4 separate regions of the Mus musculus genome follow, and all the other regions are linked to region 1. Evidence: chromatin loops called from intact Hi-C (ENCODE). Cell type or tissue: left cerebral cortex. All regions are shown on one strand.

What was found. Peaks named below come from ENCODE experiments on the same cell type or tissue, not always from the same donor. Only the 100,000 strongest peaks of a DNase experiment are listed, where the experiment ranks them.
Region 2: a loop joins it to region 1, with 2.7 times the contacts of the local background. A loop is called at or near these places in 16 of 42 quality-filtered maps.
Region 3: a loop joins it to region 1, with 4 times the contacts of the local background. A loop is called at or near these places in 28 of 42 quality-filtered maps.
Region 4: a loop joins it to region 1, with 3 times the contacts of the local background. A loop is called at or near these places in 26 of 42 quality-filtered maps.

Annotation. Positions count from the first base shown.
Region 1 is chr12:69,369,254-69,374,253 of GRCm38, forward strand. Arf6 (ADP-ribosylation factor 6) reads left to right here and starts at 2,897. Exons shown (of 2, transcript NM_007481.3): 1 at 2,897-2,970; 2 at 3,071-5,000. The coding sequence starts at 3,541. The coding sequence ends at 4,068. It also overlaps the pseudogene Gm18113. In left cerebral cortex, a CTCF peak has its summit at 2,299; DNase peaks (open chromatin) are centred at 2,495, 2,801 and 3,711; H3K4me3 peaks cover 3,101 bases; H3K27ac peaks cover 2,041 bases.
Region 2 is chr12:69,459,514-69,464,513 of GRCm38, forward strand. It overlaps Gm40434 (a long non-coding RNA gene), which reads left to right and starts at 2,283. Exons shown (of 2, transcript XR_872790.2): 1 at 2,283-2,542; 2 at 2,984-3,333. In left cerebral cortex, no CTCF peak of the experiment used is centred here; DNase peaks (open chromatin) are centred at 2,651 and 2,950; H3K4me3 peaks cover 526 bases; H3K27ac peaks cover 380 bases.
Region 3 is chr12:69,571,898-69,576,897 of GRCm38, forward strand. Vcpkmt (valosin containing protein lysine (K) methyltransferase) reads right to left here. Exons shown (of 6, transcript NM_001033236.3): 6 at 4,838-5,000. Among named protein-coding and RNA genes, the nearest start is that of Vcpkmt, 8.6 kb to the right of the region's middle. In left cerebral cortex, CTCF peaks have their summits at 1,195 (motif pointing right) and 2,810 (motif pointing left); a DNase peak (open chromatin) is centred at 2,803; H3K4me3 peaks cover 414 bases; H3K27ac peaks cover 412 bases.
Region 4 is chr12:69,580,930-69,585,929 of GRCm38, forward strand. It overlaps Vcpkmt (valosin containing protein lysine (K) methyltransferase), which reads right to left and starts at 2,088. Exons shown (of 6, transcript NM_001033236.3): 1 at 1,792-2,088; 2 at 1,591-1,701; 3 at 1,347-1,416; 4 at 189-308. The coding sequence starts at 2,057. It overlaps Sos2 (SOS Ras/Rho guanine nucleotide exchange factor 2), which reads right to left. Exons shown (of 23, transcript NM_001135559.1): 23 at 2,832-4,703. The coding sequence ends at 4,194. In left cerebral cortex, a CTCF peak has its summit at 2,801; DNase peaks (open chromatin) are centred at 717, 1,411 and 2,130; H3K4me3 peaks cover 2,510 bases; H3K27ac peaks cover 1,148 bases.

The DNA of each region.
Region 1 (5,000 bases):
TAGACCAGGCTGGCCTCGAACTCAGAAATCCGCCCACCTCTGCCCCCCAAGTGCTGAGATTAAAGGCGTGCGCCACCACACCCAGCTAACTTTGGAAGTTTGAATGTCTCATATTTCAAATCCTGGAACACCACACCAATCAGCTTACTCACAGGAATCCTATGGAACACCGAGGTAGGAGAGTGATTTATTTGCTCATTTTCCTCTTTCCTTACTCTTCATTTGGGAATAAGTCCAAATATGAGAGGTTAAAACGGTTGCTGTATATCAACATGAGTTTCAGTCATGGTCTGCCACTTTTTGACCATGGAATACATTTTGTCTCAAGATCCATGTCATGAAAATTAGTCAGTTTTTGCCCTGAACGTCTTCAGTAACTAGCTTAAATTTTCTTTTCTTTTTTTTTTAAAGATTTATTTATTTTTATTTATATGAGTACACTGCAGCTGTCTTCAGACACACATTAGAAGAGTGCACTGGATCCCATTACAGATGGTTGTGAGCCACCATGTGGTTGCTGATTTGAACTCAGGACCTCTAGAAGAGCAGTCAGTGCTCTTAACCGCTGAGCCATCTCTCCAGCCCTAGCTTAAAATTTCTAAATGAAACTTCATCATTCTGTAGATCTTCAAGGCTCACTTCAAACGTAGGACTCTTGAGCAGATACAGTTTTGGATCCTTGAGTCCCTTGTGACCGTCGTTTTCCCAATGTTTTTAATACTAGCTGGAACTTTCATATCACACCAGTCTTTCTTAGAAAATCGGTCAACCTTTCACCACACGCTTGCTCTTGCCTGCCAAGGTACTCCTTAGAGAGCCATTTTATATGCAGCTAACAGTTGAAAGGGGAGGGAGAGGCAGGTTGTAAGTGGTGGAGCCACTGGTCAGGTGCCATGTTCCCATAAACAACACTAAGGAAATCACTGTGTCTCAAAAATGTAAAAGAAAAAAAAAAAGGCATGAAAGTAGAAGGGGCTACTAAAAAGGAAGTCAGTGAAAGGGAGCAAGGGAAGGTGACAGAGGGGGAGAATAACTGAAAAACATTATATACACATTTGAGGGCAAAATGATTATGTACAATTAATATAATAGAAACATCAAATAAAAATTATTCTCTAGAAGGGGTCAAGAAAATAAGATGTTTCATCTGTGGTATGGTTTAATAGTTGCCTAAATTATTACTATTTGGAAGTGTTTGGAATATTTTAAAATTTACCTTTTTTTTTTTTTGAGCTAGGACCTCACTTTGTAACCTTGACTTGGCCTGGAGCTCAATATGTACACCAGGTTGGCCTCAATCTCAGAGATATTCATCAATCTCTGTCTCTCCAGTGCGGGGGTTAAAGGCATACACCACCTTGAATGTCTTTAAATTACATTTTGCTTGGTGTCCTCCAAGTCAGGGTGGGTGACAAGTGCTTTAATCACTGAGCAGTATCAACCAGCCCCAAACTGACCTATTTTTTTTAAAGCATGGCATAGAGAGTTTAATTCTTACTATTGGCGACTAGTTTCTGACTATTGCTATTTGTTTTGTACTATAATTATTCTTTAATCATTTATTATTGGGGCTGGGAAGATGGCTTGGTGCATTAAAAAGCACTTGCTTTGTAAGCAGTAAGTTCCAGAGTTCGAATCTTCAGTCAAGTAAAAAGCCTGCTGTGGTTTCAAATACCTGTTGCTCCATTGGGTCACCCCTGTCCTGGGAGGTGGAGGCTGGAGAATAATTTCAGATAACCCTGAGCGACTGTGAGGCCAGTACTTGTTAAATAGAGTGGCACACTCTCTAGCCTAGACTGACCTAGAATTACAGCGACCCTCTCTGCCTCAGTCTCATCACTTCTGGTACAGGTGTGAGCTGTACCAGATGACTTCCTTTTTTTTTTTTTTTAATTATAAAATAAAAACAGTATATTATCATATGCTGTTGTAGCAACTTCCTTGAACTTAAGTTTTCTCCCCGTGTTTATTTTTATTAAAAATTTCACCTTACTTTAACCTTAACACTATCCGTTTAATACAAAAAGGTTTCCTGGTCCAGCAAGATGGCTTAGTAGGTAAAAGCGTCGGGCGCCAAGCTTGACTTGATACCTGGGACCCACATGAAGAAAGGGGAGAACTGACTTTGGTTGTCCTCTGACCTCTCTCCGTGCGTACGCACACTAAATGAAAAAAAGTATTTGAAAATAAGAACAAAACCCAAAGAGTTTCCTTATAGTACGTGGAGAGCAGAAGTCAATTCAAGGGAGTTGGTTCTCTCCTTCCTGGGGAACGAAGGCGGGTCCGCCCTCTCGGTGGCAGGCTTTACCCACAGTCATCTCGTCGGCCCTGATAGTCTGTTTCTTAAGAAATGCGGGCGGTTCAGACCAGACTTATAAAGAACGAGTTTAAACTTTCAAAGGCAGGGCTTAGGGGCAGACCCAACTCGAGTACAAAAAGTGCGGGCTACTTTGGCGGATTCTATGGAACACTGGCCTCCCACGTGTCTTCCAGGAAACTGAAGGAAGGCTGGGGAGAGCGGGAGGGGCTTCGCGCAGGGGGTCCGGGAGCGAGCCTGGGAAGCGTGGCTGGGGCGCCGGTCCTAAGGGCCGACGAAGCCCGCCCTCGGTGGATCCGTGCCCCGCCTTCGAGTGGCGGAGAAGGAGACCCGCGGAGACCCCGGGTAGAGCGACAGGTGGGCACACGGCCAGCCCCACGCCAGCAGGTTCCGCGAGGCGCCGGCGTTGAGCCCCGGGAGCCGCCGTAGCCCCGCCCCCCGGCGCGTGGCGCTCGTGACGTCGAGAGCGCGGGCCACTCTCCTTTCAGAGGTCGCGCTCTTCCGAACGGTCGGGCCGAGGCGCGCGTGCGCAGTTGGGAGGGGAAGTGAGGCGGTTTCCTCGGCGCCTTTTCCGGCAGCGGCGGCGGCGGCAGCAGAGCTAGGAGGAGGAGGTGGAGGCCGGAGGGAACCCGCGCTCGGGGCGGCGGCTGGAGGTAACCTCAAGGGCCGAGCCCGAAAGGCGGGCCGCGTCGGTCTGGGCGCCCCCTCGGAGGCCCGGCGGTAACTCCCTTCTCCCTCTCTGTGTCCCTGCAGGCGAGCACCCGCGAGTTCCCGCGAGGATCCATGACCTGACCGGGCGCCGAGCCGCGCTCGTCGTCGGGGTGGTGACCGGGGTCGGTGCCGAGTCCGGTGCTCGCAGGCCGGCAGGCCGGCCGCAGTTGGAGCCGGCGCGTGCCGAGGCGGCGGAGGAGCTGTCGGCGGCGCTTGCTCGCTCGCTCGTTCGCGCGGCGCCTGCGGGGGGGAAGGGCAGTTCCGGGCCGGCCGCGCCTCGCCTCGCCTCGCTTGAGCAGGGCGGCGGCTCTCCCGGCGCAGACGCAGGGCCCCGGCGGCGGGCGATGCCCGAGTGAGCGCAGGCCGGGCCCCTGCTCCCCTAGCCGGCAGCTTCGCGCAGGCCGCAGGGCGTCCTCGCAGCGGGGCGGCGACGTTTCGGGCTCGCGGCGGCGTTGTAGGCTTGAGGGGACCCGGGACACCTGAATGCCCCCGGCCCCGGCTCTTCCGACGCGATGGGGAAGGTGCTATCCAAGATCTTCGGGAACAAGGAAATGCGGATCCTCATGCTGGGCCTGGACGCAGCCGGCAAGACAACGATCCTGTACAAGTTGAAGCTGGGCCAATCGGTGACCACCATCCCCACGGTGGGCTTCAACGTGGAGACGGTGACTTACAAAAACGTCAAGTTCAACGTGTGGGATGTGGGCGGCCAGGACAAGATCCGGCCGCTCTGGCGGCATTACTACACCGGGACCCAGGGTCTGATCTTCGTGGTAGACTGCGCCGACCGCGACCGCATCGACGAGGCCCGCCAGGAGCTGCACCGCATTATCAATGACCGGGAGATGAGGGACGCCATCATCCTCATCTTCGCCAACAAGCAGGACCTGCCCGATGCCATGAAACCCCATGAGATCCAGGAGAAACTGGGCCTGACCCGGATTCGGGACAGGAACTGGTATGTGCAGCCCTCCTGTGCCACCTCCGGGGACGGACTCTATGAGGGGCTCACATGGTTAACCTCTAACTACAAATCCTAATGAGCGTCCTCCACCCAGCCCCCGGAAGGAGAGAAATCCAAAACCCATTCCTAGGATTATCGCCACCTCCATCACCTCTTTGAATTGCCACTCTCTTTTTGAATCTGAACTCTGGAGTTACTGTTCTACAGTTTAGTGGGGTTGGGGGTTTTCTTTGTTTCCTTTTTTTTTTTTTTTTCCCTCTTGGCTTTGCGTTAGGATGCTCTGATCTGACATTTGACACGAATACAGTGCTAGATGCCTTGTGACTTCCAGCAAACGGGGTGGGGTAATAGCAACTCTTGGTAAAGTCCTTTATAATAATGGTTTGATTTTTTTATTTCGAGAGAATCTTCCCCCCCATGTATGCTTTTTTTCCTTTTTGCCCAGGTTCTTATCACTTGCTGTAGATGGCTTATTTTGCATTCATGCAGACTATGTTCCAAGTCTGTTTCATCTAGTAAACTGAAAATTATTGCTTAATCAAACTGCCGTTTGTCTTTTATATTTAAGGCCTCCCCCCCCTTCCTCCTTAGCGCTAACTTTAGCAGTTTCAAATGTGACCTTTTATAGCCAAGACCAGTATGGTGAACTAAGCCCACAGTGGCAAGATAATGAGTAATAGCAGTGTAATGTTCCAGTTGCACATGAGTGTGTCAGACAGGTAATGTCAGGAGCCCCTGGCAGTGTCAGCCATTAACGTGCATGAGGAGGAGTACAGCTCGAGCTCCCTTCACCCTAGCTAACTGCCGCCTAGAACAAGCAGCGCAGCCTGTAAAGCCTACAGGTCTCTTCCACTGCAAAGTTAGCAACTTCGCTGTTTCCCTCTTCTTACCTTTAAAAATACTCTTTCCAGAAAATGGAGCAATAATGGTGTATGCCTCACACAGATGAAATATTTGTAGATATTTTAAAGTGACTTTTGGACAAAACTGGAATGTTACCTTGTTTCA
Region 2 (5,000 bases), 90 kb after region 1:
AGGCCTGAGGACAGAGTACAGGTCCCAGCACTTACATGAGAGCTGGGTTGTGCAGTCACGACTCCGGTATAAGGAGGACTGAGGCAAAAGGATCACTGGAACTTGTGGGTTACCAGGTAGAAAAAAATGGGAGCCCAAGTTCAATGACAATAACCTGCCTCACGGGAATGGGGTAGAGAGTGATAAAGCAGGACACCTAATGCTCATACATGTGTGCCATACACACATACACCACACACACATATATGATATACACATATACAACACACACAATACACACAAACACACACATACACCACACACACATATATGATATACACATATACAACATACACAGTACACACAAACACACACATATACCACACACATATATGATATACACATATACAACACACACAATACACACAAACACACACATATATGATATACACATATACAACATACACAATACACACAAACACACACATACACCACACACATATCATATACACATATACAACATACACAATACACACAAACACACACATATACAACATACACAACACACAGAAACACACACATACATCACACACAAACACCACATACATATACAACATACACAACACACAGAAACAAACACATACACCGCACACAAACACATACATACACCACAATACATGCATCACACACATGTACAACATTCACAACACATACAAAAAGGCACATACACCCCCACTCACAACTATACACCACACACATACACATATACCACACTTAAACATATGTCACACAAATATACACACACATATATATATACTATACAAACATGTTACATACTTCATATACACACATCTACAACACACATTAAACACACACTCATATATGTATATATATGTGTGTATATACATACATAAAGCACATATTTATATGCCCCCATACACATATGCACCCACACATTCATCACACACATATATAACACATATAACAGATTCACACATACACATATATGCATATTTATACACATATACACCACACAGAGAGAGACAGACACACAGAGATACACACACACACACACACACACACACACACACACACACACCAGCATGTTGGTAGCAGTCCATCTAGCCATGACCACCCCAGGAGTGCAGCAGACGGGCCTTTAAGAGTACTTGCCTAAGCAGTGGCTACTTCAAAGGCAATGAACCCTGAGCTAATGGACCCCACATCTTACCCAGACTGCAGACAGGTCTGCCCTTTGCTCTGGAGGAAAATGTTATCTGTTTTCCAAGGTTCCAAGCAAGACCTCCTCTTGCTTTGGAGACGTGGTAAGTTTATCTTCCAAGGCTGTGTACCACCCACACATCCTTGGAAAGACAGTCACATGACAGGTCAGTGTCTTTGGTTACCAGTAATACAGAATTGTGAGAGTGTACAGAATTGTCTCCAGGATCCCTCTTTTCGGGGACTTCTGTGTATTTTTGGTCAGAACTATCTCATGGTCTGTCTTAAACTGAAAGAGAGGCCCTGAAACTGATTGCATCTGGGCCAGTGGCTGCTGCATACAGTTGTAGTTCTGTTTTCCAGGAGGCAAATGAAAATGGAGCATCCTTGGAGCAAGGCCAGTTCTGTGCCCAAGGGTTTTCCATCTGCGTGATCAAAATAAAATAAAATGATAAAATAAAATGATAAAATAAAATGATAAGATAAAATAAAATTATGGTTTATTGATTTGTCTAGAAGTCTAGAAGTAATGCACAACTCAGACATAAAATGTGTGCTTTGGGTCCCAAACAAGTAGCGTTTTATTGGTTTTGAATAAGTTACTTGAATCCATTTAAGTGTGGTGTACAATTTCAAAGCTATAGCTGACTAAAATCTAACTGTACAGCTCACAATGGGAGAATATTGGCTAGTGTAGGCAAGACCACAGGTTCAAACCTTAGGAAGTGGCAGAGGCAATTTATGCGGGCTGTGTGTGTGTGTGTGTGTGTGTTCGATTATCTATTTTTGATGTTTTTGGGATGAGGTCTCCCTGTCTCCCCATGTAGCCAGGGCAGGTAGTGACATACTGCCGTGCTGCCTCAGCCACCTGAGCTGGGATTATAGGTCTGTACTTACTATCTTACTTGGCTTGGCCTTTGTAATCAAGACAAATTCTGTCATGAACGTCAGCCCCTCCCCCTTTTAATATCTATAGCTTTAAAAACACACTCCCCCTGTGAAAAGATAGGTGTTTGGGAAGAGATTTATAAATATGCCTTTTCTGGTATTTATTTTAAGAGTATTTTTTCACCTCATGACAGTCACTTGAGGCTCACAACGTTCCCACGGTAACCACTTTTGCCCCCTCCCTCCCCCTCAAAAAACCTGCTGGTTGCTGGCAAATATTAAATCTTTTACCATCCGCAACACCTTTGACTAGAGTTGGCTCCCCATGTAAAGGGCTTCCTGTTCAGGCACAGGCCACGCCCAGCACCGTGAGACCCTACTCAGTGGACTGCTGGTTCTAGGGAGGAGATGGAGAAGTGAGGACGCTATGGGGGAACCTGACTCCGCCTACATAGTATGGTTCATTTCTCCAGCAAACGCCTTTGTTTTCTTTTCAACAGCGCGGAGAGCTCGGGAAGCGATCCCGTGCCAACGTGGAAGGGGAGGGGTGGGGTCGAGACTGAGCATGCCTTTCCCAGAGGCACGGAAGTTGGCAAATAACTTTCAGACACTCGGCTCCACGATTTTGAAATACAAATGCTCCTCTCCTGGAAGGGAGGGAAAGTTTTGAATCGGGAACTTGGTTGATTCAAATCTGAATCCCAAAGCATCATGGGAGTAATGGGTAGGAGAGCCGGCTAGGAGCAAGGAGTGTTTGCTTCTCTTCTGCGTTAATGAGGAGTTGTGTTGTCAGCAAGGTTTTTGTGTGTGAGACGGAGGGGTGGTGGTGGTGGTGGTGGTGGTGGTGAAGGCTTGTTAGAGAGAGCAACTTTGAAAATTTAATTTTCCTTGCCAGTGACTAATGGGCCGTTTGCAATGTGCATGAAATTACATTCTGAACAGCCGAGAGCAGCCAACGTGAGGCCTCTGCAGAGAGAATTTGGCATCCATCTATCACTTCCATGTGAGACAATCTGGAGGCTCTTGCATTATTCTCTGCTGTAACCAAGAAAACAAACAAAAGCCTTGCGCCGCCTCACTGAGCAACAGTCGGTCACTGGAAAGGAACTAGAACCAAGAGACCATACCTTACATTTTGTTCACGTGTTTCTGAAGCCCGGGTGCTCATCGGGAGTCCACCATTCGATTAAAACTTAACCAAGTCAGCTCAGAGGTTGTGTAATTAAAAGACTCTGCACACAGGCAGTCCCATCTCCTGATGTCTTAAGGGTTTTGAACAGAATAAAGGGATTCCAGGACATTTTCTCATCTTTGTCCTGTGTTTGCAGAGGCGTGTGTTTTCCTGAGATGGAAATCTAGGAGACAGCACAGTAGGAGAAATCCTTCATTTGTCCCCATAGACAATCTTCAAGGAGTGCTGGCCACCCACATGCTAGGTGCTGTTCATTCGCTAGGATTTTTCCAAATAAGATTTGACAGGGCCCTCGCGCCCCTTCTCGGGAGGTAAATGCAACAATTGAAACAGAGAGGTTGAGTGACTTGTACAATATCACACAGCTGGTTACCGAGGACCACACTATGTAAAAATGACACCTAGAGTTCCTCTAGTTTTGTGGCTCAGGAGTCCCTGAGCAAAATCCTACAGCATAAAGGAGAGAGATACTCAGGCTGAGGCAAAGGGAAAGGGGCCTCTTAAGGCACGGGCAGTGTTTCTAAGGGCGGTGAACAGTCTCCTTAGAGATGTGTTGACAGGCTCCTAGCCTTAGCTGTCTATCCTATCCAGGCTTTCTTTGCTGTTAGGGTCACCTATTCCCCATCTCCACTGGGATGACTACAGCCACAGGGAGAAGCCCCAGCTGCAGAGAAAGCCAGAGAAAGCCAGAGAAACCTGGCTGATCTTCTCTCCTGGTACCAAGGCAGAAGAGGGAACCGTTCTCCTTCAAATGACCTTTGTGAGGTTAAGTCCTTTTTTTTTTTTTTTTTTTTTTTTTTTTTTGATTTTAGAGACAGGGTTTCTCTGTGTAGCCCTGGCTGTCCTGGAACTCACTTTATAGACCAGGCTGGCCTCGAACTCAGAGATCCGCCTGCCTCTGCCTCCCGAGTGCTGGGATTAAAGGCGTGCGCCAAGTCCTGTATGTTTGGGCATCTGTGCTTCCTAATTCGCTCAGGCTCCAAAAGGACTCAGTTCCCCCAATGCCCCTGCATTCTGGTCCTGGGGCCAGTGTTCCTTTTCTGCAAGGCTCTAATTGTACCAACAGTGATGATGTCTGAATACATAGCGCATTATCAGCAAGAAGCGCCCCTAGCTTATACAGCCTGCTTTCCCCCTGGAATGGAGTTCTGTTTAATCCAGACAATGTGTTTGGAACTGAAATATGATTGTTCATTGTTGAAAATTAGAAAGCCCAGGCTGTCCCCTTCCTCTGGAGTTTCTTTACCTGCCCCTCATACTGTAACAATGTCAACCTTCTCATTATTTATTCTTTGGTTATTAAAACCAAGACAAGGATCTGTGATCCCTACCACCACCAAGGGAACTGTATTGGCTCAGGACCCCCAAGACCAAGTTCTCAGCCCAAAGGAGATTTATTTGCCTCAGAGGGACAAAGGGCAGAGAATAAGAGACAAAGACAGGAGATAGAGGATGATAGAGAAGGGGAAGGGAACAGGGGTGGGGGGGGAGATATTTGTCTCGTAGTGGGACAAAGGACTGTGTCTGGATAGAGAGGAGACCGATGTGGTCAGTAGGTGAATGGCAGTTTATACAGGTACAAGGGAAAAACCCATGTAAGGTGAGATGTTTAATTTTAATTGGGCATGTTAATTAGGTGAGCCAAGGGGGGGCTTTGGTTGCTGGACTTGAATACTTTGATAGTTGGACATTTGTAGTTAGCTCAGGAGGAGGAAGTGGC
Region 3 (5,000 bases), 200 kb after region 1:
TTTTAGGCTTAAACTTTGATTATTGAGGAGTGTTAAACGTGCTTTTCTTGTTTTCAGTTTTAGAAACTAGCATTCTATGTGAACTCTGTGCTCCGAGGGGATTCTTTTGAACTTGGGAGTGCTGGCCCTTTTATCTCAACTTGACTTGAGCTAGTCACAGAAGGAGCCTCAGCTGAGAAATTGCCTCCATATGGTATGGCTTTAAGCAAGCCTGTGGGGCATTTTCTTAGTGATTGATGTAGGGGGCCCACGCTTACTGTGGGTAGTGCCATCCTAGGGCTGGTGATAAGAAAGTTGGCTGAACAAGTTAGGAGGAGCAAGCCAGGAAGCAGCACCCCTCTGTGACTTTCTGCATCACTCCTGCCACAGGTTCCTGCCTGCTTTAGTTCCTGCTCTCACTGCCTTTGATGGTAGACTATGATATGGAAACAAAGTAGCATATGGGCATAGTGTTTCAACACTATGCAATGGATATGGTGACTAAGACAATTTGGGTAAAGTTTCTTATCCAGTCAGAGCATGTCAACAGCCGGCTATTTTGCACATGTGTAAGGAACAGGTTTTTGGAAGGCATTCTTTTGAGGAACAAGGTGGAAGGCTGAAGGTTGCTACATGGGGTCGCTGGTATAATACACACAAGTCTGGAAATGACTGCCAAGGCAGTGATGAGCCAGCACACAGACTGAAGCCCGTCCTGCAAAAGCCCGATTATCAGATGATTAAAAAGCTGAACTCAAGGTAATTCTTACTACAGAGCAGCTGTGAGGAGTGTGACAGACTGCAATTGGTGGCTTGTCGGAGCCTGAGAAAGTCTGTGGGCTCTCCGTATAGTCTGGCTTGACCTCAAGATGTCTAATCCTGTTCTGTAAGGAGGAAACGTCGGCGTTTTCAACCTTACGAATATTAAAAACATGAACCTATCATACATTAAAGTAACGTATCAGTAAAGATGTCAAAAATCAAGAGCTGTTTAATGTTTATAGTATTTTCATCAATGGGTTTAAAATCCTTCAAAAAACAGGCAGAGTGGGAGGCTCACGCCTTTAATCCCAGCACTCAGAAGGCAGAGACAGGATGGGTTCCTGTGAGTTTGAGGTCAGCCTGGGCTGCACAGGGATTTAAAAAAAAAAAAAAAAAGATTTACTGTTTTATGTATGTGAGTACACTGTTTTTAGACACACCAGAAGAGGGCACCAGATCCCATTACAGATGGTTGTGAGCCACCATGTGGTTGCTGGGAATTGAACTCAGGACCTCTGGAAGAGCAGTCGGTGCTCTTAACCGCTGAGCCATCTCTCCAGCCCCTGAAACTGTATTTCAAAAGGCCAGCGACTAAGATGTAACTTAGCTGTATAGTAATTGCCTAATGTGCACAAGGTTTAGTTATTAGTGGCACACACGCATACGTGCATACTCACATACACACACAAGCACACTTGAGGGACATAGCTCAGTGGTAGGCACTTACTTGCTCAGTGCACAAAAGGCTGGACGTTCAAAGCCCAGTACTGAAAAACAAAACAAAATGTTCACACGTCACATGCTATGTTTGTAAGTGAACAGTAATGGCTTCCCGTCACCTTTCTAAAATGGCTGACTCATTTAACTAACAGCACTGTGAACCAGTGTTCTCAACTTTTTCCTGCCTCAGCTGCCATTCCTCCATGATAGGGGAGGGACGTTGGCATGAATTCTATACGCTCAAAGGGATACCTGGATTACACAACGCAGCAGATAAAAGCAACTGGCATTGTGCAGGTTTCCCAGGTCCCCACCCGTATTTCCACTTTTGCTGTAGTGATGTTTACTGTTTGCCAGGTACTCCGGTGCACTGCGTAGAGCAAACAACTTAAACTCCCATGGGAACCTCTGCGGCCCATGATAAAACCATCCTCTATTTACATGAGGACAAGGCACAGCGTTTAAGGAACAAGATCACACAGACAGTAAAAGACAGGCTGTGGAATCAACTCTGGATGGTGCAGTCCTTGGGTTTCTGTCCCGACACACTTTATTCCAAAGGCACAGGGAGAAACCATTACCATACAGAGGACTTGTCCTAGCATATTGTACATACTAGTCACAGACTTCATCTTGTAATGAGTGACAGGGCCTCAGTGGCTGGGTGGTCTGTGTTCTGTGTCACGTGGGTCTTAAGGTTTTAACAACTTCACCTGCCTTTACCTGCCTGAGCCTTTACCGTGTTCCCACTCAGAACTGGGAAAAGGGAAACTCAGCTGTCCTATTACTTTCCCGTGGGATGTGGTTCACCCTAGGAGTACGTGATTGTGGGAGGGCCACTGACAGACAGCTTCAGTCTTCTGATGTGAAATCTGATCTTCTGTGGAAGAAGGCATGCCCATTTGGAGAACTAGTTAAAGCTGATTAGAAGTTTTAAGTCCGTAGAAGCCGCATGTCAGATATAAAGCTGAAGTTCACCTTGAACTTTATTTTTAGAACTGCACTAATTAGAACAAAGTTAGACTCGTAAAGGCCTCTTCCTTGCACAGACGGGAATCTACAGCAGAAAGGCCATTTACAAATCACAACATATGCAGCTTCGTGAGCCACATAGGTTGAACAGAATGAAACAGAAAGCTACACCAAAGACAACTTCCTGGGAAAGCCGTCTCACTCAGCTTCTGCCGTGTTTTCTCCAGCAAGGACCCTCCTAATGGGTAGACTAGTTCTGAAAATCAAATTTAATTAAAAATTTTTAAAATCTGAGGGCTGGCTGCAATTCAAAACCGAGTCTTTTCACAGCCACCTTACTAGACGCTGTTTAAAGACAAAGATGTGTAATGCCACCTACAGGGCACCTTTGGAACTACAGTCCTACTTCTATGTCCCACACTGGGTTAAAAAAAAAAAAAGGCAAACCCTTGCTCATCACATTTAGCCAGAAAGCGTGAGGAGGGGGCGAAAAGAAGCACAAGAAGACGCACCGCCATTCTGTCCTGCACTTAAATAATAATGTGGAATCAAAACCAACCCGGTGTCACCAACTATAATCCACAGACTGTTAGAAATGGGAGAAGAGTTAGGCAACCAGAGGGAGAAGGTGGAAGAGGCTCAAGTCACTGGTGAGGAGGCCTGCAATTTGCCTCTGAATTGTAGAATCCCTCCCCCAGCCTTCAGTTAACAGCGATTCTGGTTCCTAGAGTTGTTCCACAGGTTTTGAGGTTCAGCCCCTCATTCTGGGCAGGACAGGCCACTCTAACCAGAGCACTTCTCTTCCCTTCTCTCGCCCTCCCTGCTGGGAGGTAGTAGACACGGGTTTCTTTATGGTGGTGATTCTCAATTTAGGAAACATTAAAGCTATTTGGAGTCCTTCAGTACCACCACCACACCTCCTGTTTACTCCGGCTAGAATGAAGCTTGACCTTAGCATAGTGCTTGGCTTCTGCTAGCTTCCAATTTTCCAAGTGACCACACAGTCTGGTTGAAGAAACAGTCCCTACAAAGCTAGGAAGTTACAGGTTCTAGGACAGCTAGGGCTACACAGAGAAACTGTCTCCAAACACCAAAACGAAACAAAAATCCCCAAACTTAAAGCCAAAACAAACACAAACCAGTTTGGGGCTGCAATCTCTTTCCAGGTGACGTCCACCTACTCCCTGGTAAGTGGTGCTAGGCCCCGCAGCCCACAGCAACAAACCCTGCTTGCTCAAGAGGACCCCAACTCATCTCTAGCATTTCCCTGACACACTGGTAATTACTTGAAGCTGGGCAGTTGGTATACTGGTTGATGCCCAGCTAGAGGCATGACCTCACTCATCTCTTGCACCTATTTGTTTTTGAGATATGGCCATGTGTTCCTATGTGTCCCAGAATGGCCTTGAACCCATGATCCTGCCTCCACCTTCCAGGTGTGTGCTGTGCAGCTCCCCTTGGACGTACACATCGATGCTGAGCCTTCCAGCCCCCAGCTCACAGATCGATTCCCAGGTTGGCAGGTCCATCTACCCTCTGCTTCAGGGCTAACAGCAGCCGTCCTGCCCCAAGCCCTGGTCTAAACCAGCCAAGCCTCTCCCTGAGCAACACAAGCCTAAGCAGAGATACTGGCTTCCCCTTCAGCGGATGAGTTACTCCTTAGGCCCTTCTTCCAGGGGGGTCTCAACTACAGGGCTTTGCTCACCAAAAGGCCTACATGTGCCCAACACTGAACTCCTCCAAAGCAGGGCTTCTCCCAGGCTCCTGTGTGGGAAGCAGTTGGCACTGAGGGTGCCCTTTAGTTAATTAAGTCCTGCAGTAGAGCTCAGTGCTGGCCTCACTCCACAACTGGGAGTTTTAATTTCCCGCTTCATTCTGTTACAAATTCCGTCCCTCCCCAAGGTCAGGTTCCCAGAGGCAGTGATTGTGGAAGGACAGGTTCAGGAGTGGGTCTAGCTAGCAGGGAGGAGGGGAGGCAAGCAGGGTGTGGTCCCCAGGAAACTGGTACTAAGCTGCTCTGTGGGTTAAGCCAGCTGGACTTCATATGAAAGGAAGTCTGGGATCGTGGGAAGGGTGTGAGAATCTGAGGGGTCTAAGGTCAGTGTTCACTCCAGCCCCATGTTATGGAGCGAGCTGTGTACGAGCTACTGCACGCAAAGCTGCACACACTCAGCCTGTCTGCCTGGGGCAAACTGCTCCACGAGGTGCCATGCACGGACACAGTATTCTGAAAATCTAACAGCAAGCAAGCTTTAAAGGCTGAAGAAAGCTCCCAAGAAAGAATCGCTCCAAACTGACTCTTGTCTTCAAGTCTCTAAATGGAGTCGCTCTTGCTTTCTGGAAAGCAGTTGTTTGTTATAAATGTTCATCTCATCAGAGACGTCTTGGAAGCAGAGTCACAAGGTTTCAAAAACGGTGTTTATTTCAGCACATACAACGTGCCATCTAGCACCGACTGTAAACTCCAGAATACATCTGGTTACTACTTTTTGGATCTGGTGGTGGTGCTCAAGACTGACACAGTAGACTATGTGAGCAGGTGATTATTGGAACAACAAAAAAGTTGG
Region 4 (5,000 bases), 210 kb after region 1:
GTGAGAACAGCCAGCAAACCTGGCCTAGCAAGGTCAGAGACAGTGGGAGGAGGGCTGTGGAAACGTCTCCCTGGGTTCTAATCAAGAGAATGTTTCCCCCACATCACATTGCCTAAAATACCGCAGCGACCGCATCCAGCTCCCCCAGAGGGTAACTGCTACCAAGACAGACCTATTACGATACTCACCTCAAAATACTTCTTCTCAATTTCTGGATTTTTCCCCATTGTACGTTGTTCGTAACAACATATAATACAAGTTTCAGATCCACTGAGATCTTTTAATGTTTTCAGCAGTGGTTCCAAGGACTATTTAAAAAAAAAATACCATTTTCAGTTTATTACGTCAAGAGTTTCCTGTGATAGGAAAGGGTCAGGAGGTGAGTCAAACCATTCTAAACCAACAAAACAAAGCAAGGTTATCAAACAAGACTGGTAAACAACCCCTGACTACCAATAATTATACTGGTTTCTAGTTAAGTTGTACCATCACATCTTGCTAGACTTAAGTCTTACAAGTCTAATTTCACTTCATCTAAGTTAATGTGGTATTTAAACAATCAACTATTTATTCTACCAAAGCAAGCCTGACCCTAATGGTTTAAATTTAATTTTTGTTATTTTAATTATATGCACGTATTTGCCTGTGTCTAAGTATGTGCTAGTGCCTGCAGGGCCAGAAGAATTGATCTTCCTGGAGCTGGAGTTACAGGTGGCTGTGAACTGCCTGATGTGGGTACTGGGAACTGAACTTGGATCCTCTGGAAGAACTGTGTGTGCTCTTAACTGCTGACCCTTTTGATCATCAGTTGGCTCAAGGCATCAACTTAAAACTAAATACTGTCCAATACTGCATAAACTGATATGGGAAGAAAATCATTCCACAAGTCTAATAAAATGTTGTCACTGAGAATAACTAATTTTGGAGCGTCTCACTCTGTGCTGGCCTAGCATTCATGGCAATTGTGAGTGCTAGGATTCTAGGAGTGAGCCAACCTGCATTTTAATTAATTTCCAAAGTCACAGTTAGCAGTCAATGGGAAAAGAAAAACAAATGAACAAACAGACAAACAAACAGAAGGTATCTTAGTTTTCTAGAATATATGCAAATCGGAAAATCCTTTTAAATTTTTCCAAAAAGTCTCCAGTAGAATGCACGCAAGTTTTCTCAACCACCTCGCACAGGCAGGCCTGTATGCCTATCCTGAATTGTGCGAATGTGTTGCCTTTGATAGTTTAACTTCTCTTTACTGCCTCATCATCTATAGAACAAATATCCCACACCTGGAGGTGTTAAACCACGGAGAGCTGTGGGCTTTCGGACACACCAGTTCGACCACTACTCACCTCCTCATAGTATATACAGTCTGCCATCAATATGTAGTCTGGTGACATCAAGTCTTCTATGTCTTCACCCCTTAAAAATGTCAAACGTATGTCTTTAACTGATGCTCTGACGATTTAAAGTGTTCATTTTAGAAACGAGAAGCAGAAGGCTCCCCTCATATTAAGCAAGCGTTGTGTAAAATGCAATTTAAAGCCCATGTAAGCGATCGATTATCTTAAAAACAAGCTGAAAGGCCATACAAACCATTTCAGTACCTTGGCTTGAACAGAACCAGTCACAAGATGCTTGTTCATATCAATATTCATTTTCAGCAAGTCCTGCAGCTCTTCAAGATCAGTGACTATAACATCTGCCCTAAAAAAACAACCTCGTTGAGGTACAGGCGCAAGGCTGCACGCCGGTGACCTGATGCTGGGCGACCAGCGCCTTCCCGCCAGCTCTTACCCGAGGGTCGCAGCCATGAGCCCCACGGCCCCCGTGCCGGAGCCCAGCTCCAGCACCGAGCGCCGACTCAGCGCGTGGGCCCCGTCGCCAGAAAACCCCGGCGTCTCCAGGTATTTGGAAAGGACGATGGCGGCGTCCCACACAACGCAACCCACGCCCCCGGAGCCGTACTGCTGCAGCCGAAGCACTGTCCCATCCCGCTTCTCCAGAACCCGCACAAAGCTCCACAGCGGGTCCTCCACCTCCGGCTCCACGGCGGCCGCCATCCCTGCCCCGGCCCGCCGCAGGCTGCGGCACGCGGTAACGTCACGCCCACGCAGCACCCGTACCTCCCAGCGGCAGGGCGGCTGCCCAAGGCGCATGCGTGACTCTCAAAGTCCGCAGGAAGCAGCAGAACCTACCCAGGAGTGGCCCAGCTGCTGCTACAATGATAGGCACTTTAAGAAGCAAAGCGACCGACAGTGCTTATACATAGCTGGAGAACGGCTCACACAGAGCCGCTGGCGATAGATCTAGGCAGCTACCCAGGTCCTATCTAAAAATGGTTATATTCAAGAAGTTTTCCTACTGTGCTTCCTTTTCATATGAATGCATAAACGTGGTGGCTGGGAACGTGCTACTTGCTTTTAATGGTAAAGAAAAGTTAGTCCTTTTACATCCCACGGGGCCAAAAGATGGCCAGCAAGACCAAGGACTCACATAGTAGAAGGAGAGACCTGCAGGTTGGCCTGTCACATTGGATCTCTAGTATGAACACACACACACACACACACACACACACACACACACACACACGTAATAAACAGATGATAGCTATTCGTTCTTCTAGATTTTTTTCAGCTTTGTTGTTTTTTGTTTTTTTGTTTTCAGGATGGCCTCCTGTATCCCAAGTAGGTTCAAACTCTTCATACTCTTCACGTAGTCGAGTCGCCTTTAAGTCCAGATGCTTCCGTCTAACCTCCCAAGTTCTGCGATTACAGGTGCTCACCACTATTCCCAGCTTCTCCTTGCTCTTTGTGATGAAAAACAATATTGCAAATCTTTTACAAATTAAGACTGAGGTGATTTATTAATCTTGTTAAGAACTCTGATACAAAGCACAGTAAAAGGCCACAGACCAGTAGATAAACAACGTGGCTTTTGGCTACTTTACAATGGCTGCTACTGCACTATCAGCATAACATACATACCTTGATCACTTTGAATGATAGTATCCAAATGGCAAAGCTTTATCCTGATTAAAAAATTTAATAAAGCTTTTTAAAGTATTTTCTGTTTAAATATTACTAATCTGGAAAAACTTTTCAAAAATTTCAGTTAACACGAGATTAAAGACAGTTAATAGGTTTGACAATGGCAGTTGGTTCTTATGCCATAAGACACTTTTGTTCCAGACTTACAAATTAGTCAAATAGCAGATTGTATTATAGGCCTCAAGTCACTTACATTTATAGAGGTTATTAGCATTATCTTTAAATATATACAATATAAATAAACTGTACATATATGGCATATTAATTTTGTCTTCCCAAATAATAGGCAAATCATTAGCTAAACAATGATTAGCTAAACACCATACACTGCAAAACAAAAGGCACATCTTAATGAACACATGCCCTTCTTCTATAATCAGGTTATGTAGAACTGTTTATAATTTTAACAAAATAATAAACACAGTGCATTCTATTATTTCATTCTATTTTCCGTTTTTGTCTTCAGCAGCAAATACTGACATTTAAGACATGGTCTCAAAGAGTTTAAGAACAGTGGGTATTATTCCTAAGTCTCCTAGATGTAAAAACCAAACAAAATTAGAAGCTAGAAGACGGTCAGAGGGTTAAAACCCAGGACCACCACCCCATATCTTCTGCATCTGTGTAAGTTCATCACCCTAAAAAGGTATCTATCAGTCAGGCGTGAGAACGCCCTCGAGCGCTGGCTCCTCTCAGTGCCGTCTGCTAGCAGAGTCTACAGTGCAATACAGAGTCTTTATACTGGCCTAGGGCAGCACTGGGGAGCCGAGGAAGCAATGCTGCTGATCACCTGGGGGCTATGGTGAAGGGCTTTTGCATTTTAATATTTCAAATTCTTTCCTTCCTTCCTTTTCTCTCTTTTGTTTGTATTTTGACTTTTGAGACAAGGTTTTTTTGTGTAGCCCTGGCTGTCCTGGGACTTGCTCTGTAGACCAGGCTGCTCTCAAACCCTGAAGCCCACCTGCCCCTGCAACCAGGGTGCTGGGATTACAGCTGTGGGCCACTGCCATCCAACAAGTTTACTAATTCTTAAGAGCTTATTTAATCAGTAGCATTTCTGTAAAAAGTACTAAAATACTATGTCTTTTTGAATAAATTAAAAACCTTTACAAATACTATTCCAGTGTCAATGACTACATATGGCCAAGGTCATTGAGGAGTTTCTGCATTTTCCAGCAGAGGCAGTCTATACAGTGGCGGGTGGGAAAGCTCCCGTTTGTAAGTCTTTGGTGGCAGCTTTGGTAAGAGAGGGCTTGAATTCTGCCTTGGTGGGACAGGAGGAGCTGGAAGATGAGCAAGGCTGCTGTGACTGGAGCTGAGCAAGTGACAGCTGCGTGGAATCCGTGGAGAGGGCGTAGTGGGAGGAGTGCTTGGTGAGTTAGGACACGTGCTGACGTCTCTGAGCCAGTCTGGGTCTCTGTGAGGATGGCCCAGTGGAGGCGGCTGAAGATTAAATGGACAGTTTATAAAGTGTTCCGGAGGCCGAAGAGGAACTGGTGGAGGGGTATCAGGAAGAGGGTCTCTTGGAGGAGGTGGAGGTGGACTGGGCACAGGCCCATCAAATGTACCCATGAGGACAGGAACTCTTGGCTTTACCTTCGGAGGAGGGGGCTGTCTTGGTGGAATAGCAGGAGGGTCATCATCAGATTTCACAGCTCCCTAAACAGAACACAAAGGGATATGTATAGTCTCTTGGGAAATGTACAGGACAATTTAAAAAGACTGAAAACTCTTCTGTGAAAAGTTAAATCTGGAGGCTCAAATTAAATTAATGGGGTTTATTTATCAGGTTTCTAACTAAATTGCTTCCAATCAAATTCTAGGCTCAGTTTAAGATTTGGATATTTAAGATGTTATCCCTGAAACCTTAATACATAGAGCTCCATATTGTCTTGCTTTGCTTCCAACATTCCAGAAATGTATAAAACTTAATGCAACAGGTCAGTGAAAACAACA